2 separate regions of the Homo sapiens genome follow, and region 1 is linked to region 2. The links are chromatin contacts, found by Hi-C or POLR2A ChIA-PET in ENCODE. All regions are on one chromosome and are shown on one strand. The core of a region is the stretch at or near the end of the contact, and the rest is flanking DNA. Distances in the headings are between cores, read along the strand shown.

The links. Hi-C counts contacts between places; a loop is a spot of excess contacts on that map. ChIA-PET counts read pairs that join two places held with the same protein, here RNA polymerase II (POLR2A). Pooled maps may share reads with other maps.
Region 1: a loop to region 2 is called in a map of endothelial cell of umbilical vein, with 4 times the contacts of the local background. The contact joins two enhancer-like sites. A Hi-C loop is called at or near these places in 4 of 168 maps with a recorded cell type or tissue (Right ventricle myocardium superior, astrocyte of the cerebellum, endothelial cell of umbilical vein and 1 more) and 4 of 50 pooled maps. POLR2A ChIA-PET finds 5 or more read pairs at or near these places in 7 of 52 experiments (AG04449, AG04450, B cell and 4 more).

What each region holds. Positions count from the first base shown.
Region 1 is chr6:155,243,715-155,249,906 of GRCh38, reverse strand. TIAM2 (TIAM Rac1 associated GEF 2) reads right to left here. Exons shown (of 27, transcript NM_012454.4): 17 at 5,828-5,896; 18 at 5,124-5,249; 19 at 4,176-4,284; 20 at 1,728-1,907; 21 at 1-56. It also overlaps a transcript of TFB1M not described here. Among named protein-coding and RNA genes, the nearest start is that of CLDN20, 17 kb to the left of the region's middle. RefSeq lists an enhancer at 1,877-2,572. Within about 2 kb of position 1,331, at least 10 of the 41 ENCODE cell types and tissues checked have a DNase peak (open chromatin) inside an H3K27ac peak, as active enhancers do.
Region 2 is chr6:155,198,217-155,205,086 of GRCh38, reverse strand. All of the region lies in intron 14 of TIAM2 (TIAM Rac1 associated GEF 2), which reads right to left. Among named protein-coding and RNA genes, the nearest start is that of CLDN20, 62 kb to the left of the region's middle. Within about 2 kb of position 3,271, at least 6 of the 41 ENCODE cell types and tissues checked have a DNase peak (open chromatin) inside an H3K27ac peak, as active enhancers do.

The DNA.
Region 1 (6,192 bases), core at 82-2,581, 47 kb before region 2:
GATCTTCTGCATCTCATTGATGTGGCTCGCTACTTTCTCCATTGCCTTTAGTGCTTCTGCAAGATATGAAATCATATTTATTTCATAACTGTTATTTGTTTTAGATTCTATCCAACAGTAATAATGAATGGAGTCAAGATTCAACTCAGGATTCCAGACCAGTACCCACTAGCAGGAGCATTACATTCAGAATAAGTCACAACAGCCCACTGTAGCCCAGCCCTTAGAATGAAGAACAGCAAAATTATCTCCTACTTCAAATTCTTTTTGAAATGAGACAGAGTATCAGTGAAAAGTATCACTAATAACAACAACTGACATTTCTGGAGCACTTTCTACTTAGCAAGGATCACGACAGGTGATTTCTGTGAATCATCTCATTTAGTGCCCGCAATAACTCAAAGACTAAACCATCCCATTTTACAGATGAGAAAAGTGAGTGCAGGATATTCTGCCAGAGTTCCAGAGAGGAAAACACAAGAATGGAGCCAGGCTTCAAACCCAAGCCTGACTGGGCTTAGGGCACCAGCTCTCGAGTTTGGCTTGCCCTTCTGGGAACCCGGATCTAGGTTTAAATGGAACTTAAAAACACCCCAGTACATGACTGACTGACAGAACAATTGTTTGCATTTATATATGGTATATGTTCATAACTTTCCGCGAGGGAATATGAGAGATACATTATTTTATAAAAGCCAAAAAGCAAAATTTTAGGTCACTTCTAAATTCAGTATTCTTTATACTTTTTTTTCTCCCAATTCAGCATTTTAATTCTAACTGGAGGGAAGTTTGGAAGGAAGTTTTTTAAATCAAACCCTTCTAAAGATCATCTTAATACAAAATGAAGTTTTTACATAGTATGAATGCTGAACATAATTTGTATTATTTACTTATAGAAGTTAACTGTCATACAAAAATGCTTTCCTCTTGTTGATTTTGATACCAAAGTATGCTTGTCATGGAAAAAAAGCCAGTTTAATTTACGCTCTTCTCAGTATTTATTATTCAGTAATACTAAAGTGTTAATAAGCCTCTCTCTCCCCATAAATTTTATCACCTATGGTTTAATTGGACCTCCTAGTTTCAACATATGAACAAATCACTATCTCCAACCCAAATAAAGCCCCTCTTTAAGGATCCTCTATTTACTATCAAACTGCAAGGCTTTGTGTTTTTGATAAATTGTGTCTCAGGCCAGTAATTTCAGAGGTTCAAACAGTAACACACCAGTAGCGACTTGAAAGCATAACCCATCATTGGGAGTTTGGTTTTGAAGCCGAGCTCTGCTCAGAGATCTCCACAAGGTGGAGCCTCACCCAACAAATCTGACCAGCAGCTCGGGCAGCGAACCCCACAAAACTTAACCAAGTGGTAGGAAAATAGGCCTGATTTTCAGTTCCAGCGGCACTGTTTCACAGCCACGTGACCTGAGGTAATTTACTTATTTTGAGAGTGAAGACAGAATCATCCCTGCATAGGAGGAGTATGGCGCTACCCGGATGAGATCATTTCTACCCAAGTATTTTGTAAGCTCTAAAGGAGTGCCCAGACGCCTAGCTAGTTTCACATATTCACGTGAAACCTAAGATTAACCATCGCAGAACTGAAAAGTGACTTAGGACGTGCCACTAGGCGGGGAAGAGGTGAGCTGTCAGGCCCAGGGCACGGCTGGCAGCCCCTCGCCGCCCTGTGCAGGCCCTCGCCCGGAGGTGCCGCCGCCGCCTCACCCGTCAGGTGGTAGTGCTCCTCGCTCTCCTGGTCCGTCAGGGACACCAGCTCCTTGAGCAGCAGCGGGTACTTGAGCACTCTCTGAACCGGCTTGATGAGGTAGGACTCCAGCGTGGAGGAATGCTGCTTGGTGGGGTTCCGGGCGTCCAGAAAAGCCTTGAAGGCTTTGTCAGTTTTAGCTACAAGCAGATGGATAAAAGACCTCAGAAGAGCACAGTGGGGTGAATTAAATTCTTCATTTCTCTTTTAACATTTATAGATCATCTATTTCTATAGTCCTCCTAATGCCATTCTTTAATGAAAACCCCAACACATCAGTGGGTCAGGCACCCAGCTGTCAGCGTGGGATTCCGCCTCACAGCCCTGACAGAGCCCTGGAGTGCTGGGAGCTTCCGAGGATGGAATGCAGGCTGCGCCCCAAAGACTAACACTGACTCAAAATGCAGGAATGTCTGACTTTAAAGACACATTTCATGCATACCCATGAGAAATATTGTTATAGGTGGCCTAAAAAGTGAGTTTCAAACAATTCATTAAAAGCCATGAAGCGTGGCCAGGTGCGGTGGCTCACGCCCGTAATCCCAGCACTTTGGGAGGCTGAGGCGGGCAGATCACCTGAGGTCACGAGTTCGAGACCAGCCTGGCCAACATGGTGAAACCCGTCTCTACTAAAAATACAAAAATTCGCCGGGCGTGGTGGTGGGCGCCTCTAATCCCAGCTACTCAGGAGGCTGAGGGAGGAGAATCACCTGAACTCCTGAGGTGGAGGGTGCAGTGAGCCAAGATCGCGCCACTGCACTCCAGCCTAGGCAACAAAGTGAGACTCCATCTCAAAAAAAACAACATCAAAAAAGCCATTAAGCAATGTTATCCAGACCCTACACCATACCCACAAAAATTTCATAAAGGAAAATAAACCAGTGTTTTTCCCACTGGCCTCACTCTAGTTGTTGCTTATTTGTATTCTGTACACTTAAGGGTTATCTGGAAAGCAGTGTCTTTTCTCCTGTAAAGTAAGGTGACAGGCACCACAGCCTGCAGCCTACAGCCTTCACTCCACAGCTCCAAGCAGATTCACCTTTCGCATACCTAGAGCCACAGCTCCCTTCCAACAGGCATGGCAGTAGGACCCTCTCTGGCAGTGAAAACTGCCCCTTTGTCTGAGTGCCATGAAGGGTGTGTGTAGGAATCCAGGTGCATTTGGTTTGGGTACCAGCGGATACACCAGTGCTACTTGGATTCCACCAGTTGGCACTGGATGCCCAGTTGCTTGGAATGCAGCTACTCTGAAGGAAGATACACCCTTATTTGGGATTGTGTTGTAAGATCAAAATCTACAACATTCTAGGAGATGCAATACCATTTTGAATGTGATTACCAGGCCAAGTAGGTGGTGACAGGACCCCTCTTCTTTATGACAAAGGAGGAATGGAGCAAGCCATTGGTATGCTTTCACTGTACTGCACTGACTGTCAATATGTATTGACAAGTACATTGGTATGCTTTCACTGTACTACAGACTGTCAATACAAAGGTGCTTGTGGGCCAGGCGTGGTGGCTCATGCCTATAATCCCAGCACTTTGGGAGGCCTAGATAGGAGGATCACTTGAGGCCAGGAGCTTGAGACCAGCCTGGGCAACACAGTGAGACCCATTTCTACGAACATTTTTACATTTTTAAAATTAATTAATTAAATTTAATTAAAAAGAGGGTGTTTGTGGGAGGAAATGGCAACAGAGTTCAGCAACTGTCTAAAGCAACTGGAGAAGATGGATTTGGGCTGGGTCTTGCTCATTTGAAGCACTCTAAGACCCCACTTTTTAAATGTGGGGCTTTTCTTCTGGGATATCATGACGTTCTGGATTAAAATCCAATGGCAGAGCTGCATCCGTGGACATGAATGAGCACTAAGGGCGTCAGGATAAACCTCCAGATGCCCTCCAGGCCCACGCAGAGAGAAACACCGAAGAGCAACCTTTGGGAAATGTGAGCTCTTTCCAGTTGCACCAGAGAGACTTTACTTTCAGCTGACACACTTCTTGTGAGTTTCGTGGTAGGCTGTTGTGGCTCCTCAGGCTTAAGAAGATTAACAAGGAAAAAAAAAAAAACACCATAGCATGCATTTCTTTCTACTCCCATCTAGGGTTTGGGGTTGCAAGTTTTTAGAGAAAGGAATTTGGCAAGAAAAGAATCCAGATGTAACTGACAGCAAAGTGACACATGGCAAAGCAACATCTCTGCTCTTAGGCATACTTGTTCCCAGCTACTAATTAACTGACAGAAACAGAAACCTTTCCCTTTAATATTTGCCACTGTCAAGGTCAAGGATGGACCTTAATACATCAAAATTGTACTTACTCTCTACTTGTTAAATACAGATTTACCCTTTACTAACAGTTAAAAATGCAAAAAAAAAAAAAAACTATAAAAGGCATAAGCAACTTACCTCGCTCCAGAACCTTCTGTACTTTGATATGGTTAGCACAGAATCCACTGTACAGTTTAAAGTGGTCCGCGTAATAAAGGAAAGAGCCTCCAAGGGAAAACAGTAATTTCTAGAAGGGCAGAGGGGAAAGTCAAATCAGACATGGTTTAATCAATGCGTGCTGGCTTATGGCATTTGACGGCCCCATGGCTTCTGTCAGATTCCATAGCACTAATGCCTTGGAGAAGTTCAAACCTGCTCCATCCACACAGGAGGTGGGGAACAGCCCAGGCGCTCCCCTGGCAGGTATCTAGCTTGACTGCAAAGTTTCCAGCGGCAGAGCCTACTGACAGTGTGCAATCCAAGGACAAGAAACAAAGAAAGTTCTACAAAAATACAGCTGACAAGGTGGGATATAAACAATCTGAGAGAGGTTCACTAATAAAGCCGACTCTGCATTGCTTGGGGAGAGTGATGCTGTCTGTATGGTTCCAGGTCCCCTTGGAGGGGCTTCCTGCCACACTGCGGCTTACACGGATGCTATGGAGCACTGGTGCTTCATAGAAGAGAGGGCTTGAGCCCAGCAATTAGAAACCTATTCTCTTAATCCCAGATCCACATGACCACGGGGAAGAAGGATTGGGCACAGGGTAGGAGCTCTGGTTTCAGAAGCAACCACCTTGGATATCCTTCACAGCAGCTGAGAAAAGAGCACGTACGTGGTCAACAACCAGGCGGGAGGTGCTGCTGGACTTCTGACTACCAAAAGCACCTGCGCCAGGAAAAAAAAATATATACAGCCTTCCTTTACCACCTGACAGAGGAAAACGGTGCAAGGAAATAGTCACAGGACAATAAATAGTCAATAGTCACAGGACAAGAAATTCTTTCTCATGAGAGAATTCTCATGAGAGAAATACGTACCATAGCCACGTATTTTTACTTTAAGCCTAAATCTGAGATACTTACTCTAAACTGTGAGGGGGTTTCTAGGGTGTTAAAGTCAGATGATGCTGAAATCCCATCCTCCAGGGTCTCCAGAAACACCTTCTGAAACTCAAGCATCTCTGGCAAACTTCCAAAAAGTGACTCCATCTATGTGAAGATCAGGATTTGAAATGAGGGGATTAGCCATGAAGTTCAGGACACCACGCTAACTCTTAGGCCCACAAATAAATCACAAGGAAATTCTTCACGGAAAAGCAGACAGAAAGTAAATCCTTTAAGAAGACAGCACATTCATTATGGGATATGGCTTATACATAGAAAGTTTCACAGCTCCATCCCCCATAATTCTCTATTACTACAGTAAATTTTTAAGTGGATGTAAAATTCTCAGAATTCAAATTAAGAAAAATGTAAGTCAGTAGAACTAATTATGTGGTTTCACATTACAAAGGTATGTATTGAAAAGGAATTTCTGATCACACTCTCTTCTACCTCAAAAAGACCATAACCGTCCCTCTGCCTTTGTAAACACTCTGCCACTGGGTCATGCAGCCGAGGCCACAGCAGTGGTTTAGGAGGAGGCTATGCCTGGGACTCTCAGAAGACCGTTAAGTCTTGGGATGTTCTTTTGGGATCAACAGAGATACTCTCATAGGAGTTCTGCTAAAAGGCAAACAGAGACTAACCTGTGGATCACTGGACAGAAGGAAGGTGATTTTATTTACCTCATCTTGGGTAAGAAAGGTCTCATTCTGAAGTGGCTCCAAGTATAATTCAAAGAGGCAGCTCAAATCCTGAAAGAAAATAGAAGAAAGTGTCTTCAACGCTTTAGTCTCCAAAATACCCATGAGATTTGGGTAGCAGCAACCTGGCAGCAGCTCCCAAGGCTCCCATCAGGATAATGAAGTTTATGCCTTGTTGAAATTCTTTTTTTTTTTTTTTTTTTTTTTTTTTTTTTGAGACGGAGTCTTGCTCTGTCACCCAGGCTGGAGTGCAGTGGCATGATCTCAGCTCACTGCAACCTCTGCCTCCTGGGTTCAAGAGATTCCCCTGCCTCAGCCTCCCACATAGCTGGGACTACAGGTGTGCT
Region 2 (6,870 bases), core at 2,022-4,521:
CTTACTGGGAGGTGTTTAGGTCATGAGGGCTCTACCCATGACTCATGAATATTAATGCTATGATAAAAAGGGCTCTCAGGAGTGGCTCTGTTCTCTTCCACTGTTTACCCTTCCACCTTCAGCCACAATGAGGACGCAGCGTTCAAGGTGCCATCCTGGAATCAGAATCACCAAACCTAATGGCACCTTGACACTGGACTTCCCAGCCTCTAGGACTCTGAGCCTGTAAATTTGTTTTAAAATTACCCAGTGTGTGCTATTCTTTACAGGAGCACGAATGAACTAAGACAGCAGTCACCGCATCGGAAAAAGCCGTGCTTCAATATGCGGACTGAGGATTCATTTGAAATAGACTAAAAGTATCGGGCATGAGAATGAAAATTGTTTTTAAAATATGTTTTTCATGCTTCAAAGCATATATTATAGTACATTGATTTTTAATACTCTCATATCCAAAGGGTCCTTTTTGATAATATATACTTTTACTATCCTGAAATAAAAATCATTCTTAATATAATCTACCTTCATAGTTTCTCCAAAAGCAATATACTACCCTAAAAATAAGACAAAAAGAAAAATAAACGGAAAGTAATTTATAATTAAAAACTATGGTTTGAATACTTTGTTTGAATTATACTCCATATGTAAATGGCACCAGAACCTCTCCAGAAGCCGTGAGGAAGCTGTCAGCCACTGGCTCTACAGGCCTTGTCCCAAGCTTCACCAGAGACCAATGCCAGTGTGTCTTGGTGGTATGACCATCAGGGACATGATTTTCCAAAATGACAAAACTCTTGGCAAAGTTCTGAGCAAAACAAAGGATGTACTTCCTTTATTTATTGGGTTGCCATCTTCCCAGAAAATTCCAAGTACCTATAGCTGTGGGGAAAAAATAATTTGCATTTCTTTGTAAAATCGAGGTAATTCCTAGCTCAGATAATTATATGCATGTTTTTTAACCTCCATTAAGGTCCAGTCGAACAATGTGCAATGTATGGGATTAACGTGATCACTGCCGGATGTCCAGCAACCATGTCCCAACTACCAAACGTCACCATCCCTGGAATCATTATGATGACCAAAAACAGAAACACAAACTTCCAAAATGTCACCTGGTGGTCAGCGCCACCACCTCTGAGAATTGCCTCTGCCCCTCCCCGTGGCCAGGACCTCAACTTTACCTCTAAGAGAATCAAGTGGCATCAGAGGATGCAAAATGCATCCAACCCATAGCATTTTGCACCCTCTGAGTATTAGTTTCCCTCACTTCCCAAAGAAAGATAAAATATACTCACTAAAGCAATTAAAAATATAGCAGCCAAATAACAATGAAGTGTATTTCAGTGGGACTCTCATCTCAGGCTCAAAAAATGTTTTTAGTTGATTAAATCATTAATCCTTAGAAACCCCTTCTGATGTGAAAACTACAGAAGAATAATTTTCTAAGACTGAAAAAAATCTAAAAAATAATGTCAAAGTAGTTACAAGTGAATAATAAATGGTTTAATTAAGTTTTCAACTACATAATCCACTTTGGCATTAGAGTTACACGTCTCTGACATTTAATACTTACATTCTACTATCTACTGACATCCAGAAAAAATAACGTACTTTATTTGAATTATGCTATTAATCTATTTGATTTACTCAGTTTCCCTATTCAGTTTCTCAGAATTTATGCTATGCAATTCCATAAATGAAAAACTCGTAGAGAATCAAAGAATTTTAGATCAGAAAAGAAACTCAGAAATCACCCTATTCAATTCCTTCATTTTATGTATCTTTTGTTTTTTAAAAAAAGTACAAATGTAATTTTAAGAAAAGATTAAAATTTGGGTAAATCAAAGCTGCCAGCCTAGGCATAATAGCATTATGTAAATAGAAAATTAAGACTTTTTTTCAATTCTTCAAGCTTCACCCACTATTACAAAACTCTGCATTAATGCTCACAGCCAGTTCTCACAGTACAAACAGCACATTGAACATTTGCAAAGAAAATCTTTGCAAATCTTTCTCTTTTTTTTTTTTTTTTTTTTTTGAGACAGAGTTTTGCTCTGTCACCCAGGCTGGAGTGCAGTGGCGTGAACTCAGCTCACTGCGACCTCCGCCTCCCAGGTGTAATTCTCGTGCCTCAGCCTCCTGAGTAGCTGGAACTATGGGTGCATGCCACCACATCCGGCTAATTTTTTTTTTTTTTTTTTTTGTATTTTTAGTAGAGATGGGGTTTTGCCATGTTGGCCAGGATGGTCTCAAACTCCTAACCTCGAGTGATCCACCCACCTCAGCCTCCCAAAGTGCTGGGATTACAGGCGTGAGCTATGGCACCCAGCCAGAATCTCTCCTTTTAAATTTAACTTTGTGGCCAGTGAGGTGATTCATGCCTATAATCCGAGAACTTTGGGAGGCCAAGGCAGGAGGATTGCTTGCGGTCAGGAGTTCACAAGACCAGCCTGGGCAACATGGAAAGACTCCATCTCTATTAAAAAAAAAAAAAAAAAAAGTTATCCAGGTATGGTGGTGCACACCTGTAGTCCCAGCCACTCAGGAGGCTGAGGCAGGAGGATCACTTGAGCCCAGGAGGTAGAGGCTGCAGTGGCTTGTGATTGTGCCATTGCACTCCAGCCTAGGCGACAGAGTGAGACCTTGCTTTTAAAACAATTTCTTCTAAATAAATTTAAATTTGTAAACTTTGTATAGCAATGCATATTTTTAAGTAACACAGATTGTCCAAAATTTTACTCATACTTTTACTTTAAAATGCAGTGGTTTGTGCCACCTTTCACTAATGACATTAGCTGTACTGTGCCATCCAGGCAAATATTTCTGATCATCAGTCAGTGAAAGAGAATGAAAACAAAGCATTTAAATGAAATAATAGAAATAACTGAGAGGGAAAAAAAAAGTAACTCTTGAGTTGACCACATTCAAAGGTGAGTCAAGTCCCAAACTGCACCATTAACAAAGAGATCACCATTTATTATTACCTACTCTTAATATAGATAAAAATCAGTCTTCTCTTCTGACCATATCTGGGACTTTGCATTTTTTTTTATTGTTATGACTCATGTCAGGGAAATTCAAAGCAGCAGTCTGAATGTTATTGTTAAGCTTGCAAAGAAATAAATTCTATTATAGCACAAATACTGTGCTAGAAAGATTCATAAATCTTCCAAGTCCATTTAACCTGAGGTCACATTCCAATTGGTGATGTTTTTGACAATGCAAGCTAACACCGGCAATAAACAGAGAGCAGTAAAGTAAATGCTGGTAGTAAATGTTTCTTAATAGCAGGCTGCCAGGATCTGTTTCAATTGTCTTGTGATAAATGTCCTTAGAGTGGGAAAAAATACATAAAGGAACATGGCAGATGTTCTCACAGTAGAAAGGTGCTGCCAGCCACCTCCACACTGACTGCAATACTCCTTCTTAGAACAACGAAAAAGAGCGTTTAGATGTACCCATATCTTCCTTCGCCAGGCAGGCTATGGCAGTGACTGAGGCAGCGTGCTTAACCCAAAGAAAGAAGGTGCAGAGCCTCCCATGGGGTTTTATGAGCCCCAGTGAAAAATACACAGTCAATGACGAGAGAGATCTTCAGCCAAGGTCTTGGCACTGCAAGGAAACGGACACCCACTAGTACTGGGAGGACACCCCAATGCCACACTTACTTACCTTCAGGCATGTAACAGACAATACCGTACTTCAAACACTCCAAGAATTTTAATAAAGTTGAATTTAAGTTCAAAGCCCTTAGGAACTACTTAGCTGGAGTTCTATTTAAAGACTTTGAGAAGAAACCTAGACAAAAGTACACATGAGATTCTATTAGAGAAAGTTTCTACGGAAAAAAGAAAATTTGAGGACACTTTTCAGTAAGTGCTACGGTTCTCTTGGATTAAAAGAAGGCGAAATTGAATATTATTCAGCCATAAAAAGGAATGAAGAATTGATTCATACTACAACATGGATGAACCTTGAAAACATTATGCTAAGTGAAAGGAGCCAGACATGACAGGTTACACATTGTATTTTCATTTTTATATGAAATGCCCAGAATAGGCAAATCCATAGAAACAGAAAGTAGATTCATAGTTGCCAGGAGCGGGGGTTGGAGCGTGGAGGATAAGGAGTGACTTCTTTTTTTATTTTTATTTATTTATTGTTTATTTATTTTATTTTATTTTTGAGACAGAGTCTCGCTCTGTCACCAGGCTGGTGTGCAGTGGCACGATCTTGGCTCAATGCAACCTCTGCCTCCTGGGTTCAAGTGATTCTCCTGCCTCAGCCTCCCAAGTAGCTGAGACAACAGGTGTGCGCCACCATGCCCAGCTAATTTTTATATTTTTAGTAGAGACAGGGTTTCACCACATTGGCCAGGATGGTCTCGATCTCTTGACCTTGTGATCCGCCCACCTCAGCCTCCCAAAGTGCTGGGATTACAGGCGTGAGGGACTGACCCTGGCCTTGAAGAGTGACTTCTGATGGGTGTCAGGTTTCTTTTTTGAGGGAATAAAAATATTGTGGAATTAGACGGTAGTGATGGTTGCACAATTTTGTGAATATACTAAAAACCACTGAATGGTACACTGTAAAAGGTAAATTGTATAGTATGTTAATTCTATTCAATTTTTTAAAAAGAAGATAAGGAAGTCAGGGTAGATATTACAGGAGAGAAATTAGAATTAACAGCAAAACTCCACCATAAGAGGGTTCCAAAGAAACAAATCACAGGAAATATATGGCCACATGATTGCAAGGTTAATGAAAATCTGTATGAACCATCAAAAAAGGAACAAGAATAGATAGCGAAGCTATGACTGTAAATAACTGACCTTTCCCTGAACTGAGAAAGCCCCAGATGATCACAAGACCTTTCTGATCATCAGTCCCAACCCTCAGATAAGAATCCAGATGAGAAGACAAGGACTATCAGCAATCCGATCACATCTAAATTTGCTTTACTGCAAGGCAAATTATAACTGGGTTTTACTCTATGTATATTAATAGATAAATCTTTAAAAGGAAAAAAAAGCAGTTAAAATCCAGACATTTTTCCCTACATGGAAGGAAAAACAGGAAGACACAGTTCTATCTGTGTGTGCCACTGACTATGACCTTGTCCAAGCTACCAGAGGCTTGATGTGTCTCTATACCTTGATTTACCCAGCTGTGAAAGTAAAATGATAATAACACATCTCTGCTCCATCAGGGTGATGTGAGGGATAATTCATGTTTTTAAGGTTCTTTGTGAACTTTATATTGAGACAGCCTGCTATTATTAGGAAGCCTTAACAAACACGTTCTCTACCGCAGTCAAGACCTGACTCTATTTAAGGAGGGAATGGGACTGGCTGCAAAACCAAAATGGAATGTTTGATCCATTACTTTGCTTTTTTCGCTTCATAAAATTTTGGAGGAAATGTACACTCCTGTAGTTCTTATATTGTCACTTCAATCACGTTAAATACAAGAATTTCAGAGAGAGAAGGAAAAAATTTTAAACTATTTTGCCTCATCCCTTGTTTTAAGAGTCAAGAAAATAGTTATAGTAACCTGCCCATGGTCACAGACGAAAAAGCCAGGAACTAGAATCCATTTGAGACCTTATTTGAGACCCATAGTCTTTTACAAATGTTACTATCCCCAAATTAAAACACAACTCACTGTCACTATTGGCCTATACTGGTGATATAGAAGTTACTGTTCTCAGGCTGGGCACGGTGGCTCACACCTGTAATCCCAGCACTTTGGGAGGCCGAGGTAGGCAGATCACCTGAGGTCAGGAGTTCGAGACCAGCCTGGCCAACATGGTGAAACCCTGTCTCTATTTAAAAAATACAAAAATCATCTGGGTGTGGTGGTTTGTGCCTGTAGTCCCAGCTACTCAGGAGGCTGAGGCAGGAGAATCGCTTGAACCTGGGAGGCAGAGGTTGCAGTGAACCGAGATCGCACCATTTGCCTGGGTGACAAAGCGAGACTCTGTCTTAAAAACTTTTTTTGTAATTAAAAAAAAAAAATAAAGAAGTTACTGTCCTTTTTTAGTTGTGGTTTTGGTTTAGCTGGCAAATTAACTGTCATGGGCACCAATTAGCCCATTAAAATTGCAGAGCAGCACAGACGTGAGCCAGCAGCTAGGCTCCGTGGACTCCCAGGATATGCAGTAGGACTCCAGAGCTGGGGCATGTGGTTCTCCACCACCACAGCCATGGGCCATCCCAGGGTGCCCTCCACACATGTGCCACTGATGGAGACCTCGGCTCAAGAAAGTCTCGGCACCATTCCCTTGCATCAGATTTATAAAGAAGAAATCATGGAAGCCTCAAGATGTGTTCCAAGGATTCCTTTTATCCCCCATAATTCATTCTTAAGAACGTTGCCTTAACTTTCATTAAGAGATTTTTTTTTTTTTTTTTTTTTTTTGAGATTTGCTCTTGTTTGCTCTTGTTGTCTAGGCTGGAGTGCAGTGGCACGATCTCGGCTCACCACAACCTCTGCCTCCCGGGTTCAAGTGATTCCCCTGCCTCAGCCTTCCGAGTAGCTGGGATTACAGGCATACGCCACCATGCCTGGCTAATTTTGTATTTTTAGTAAAGATGGGGTTTCTCCATGTTGGTGAGGCTGGTCTCGAACTCCTGACCTCAGGTGATCCACCCGCCTCGGCTTCCCAAAGTGCTGGGATTACAGGCGTGAGCCACCACGCCCGGCCTCATTAAGAGATTTCTAACAACCTTCCTTTCACTCAATAGCTATTTACTCAATGCCTGCTATTTTTATCAAGAATTGTGCTGGCTGCTGTGTCTGAAACATCCTTTACACTCTTCAAAGTCCCTGTTTTCAAGGGATTGTCAGTAGTAGGTTAATTAGGACAGG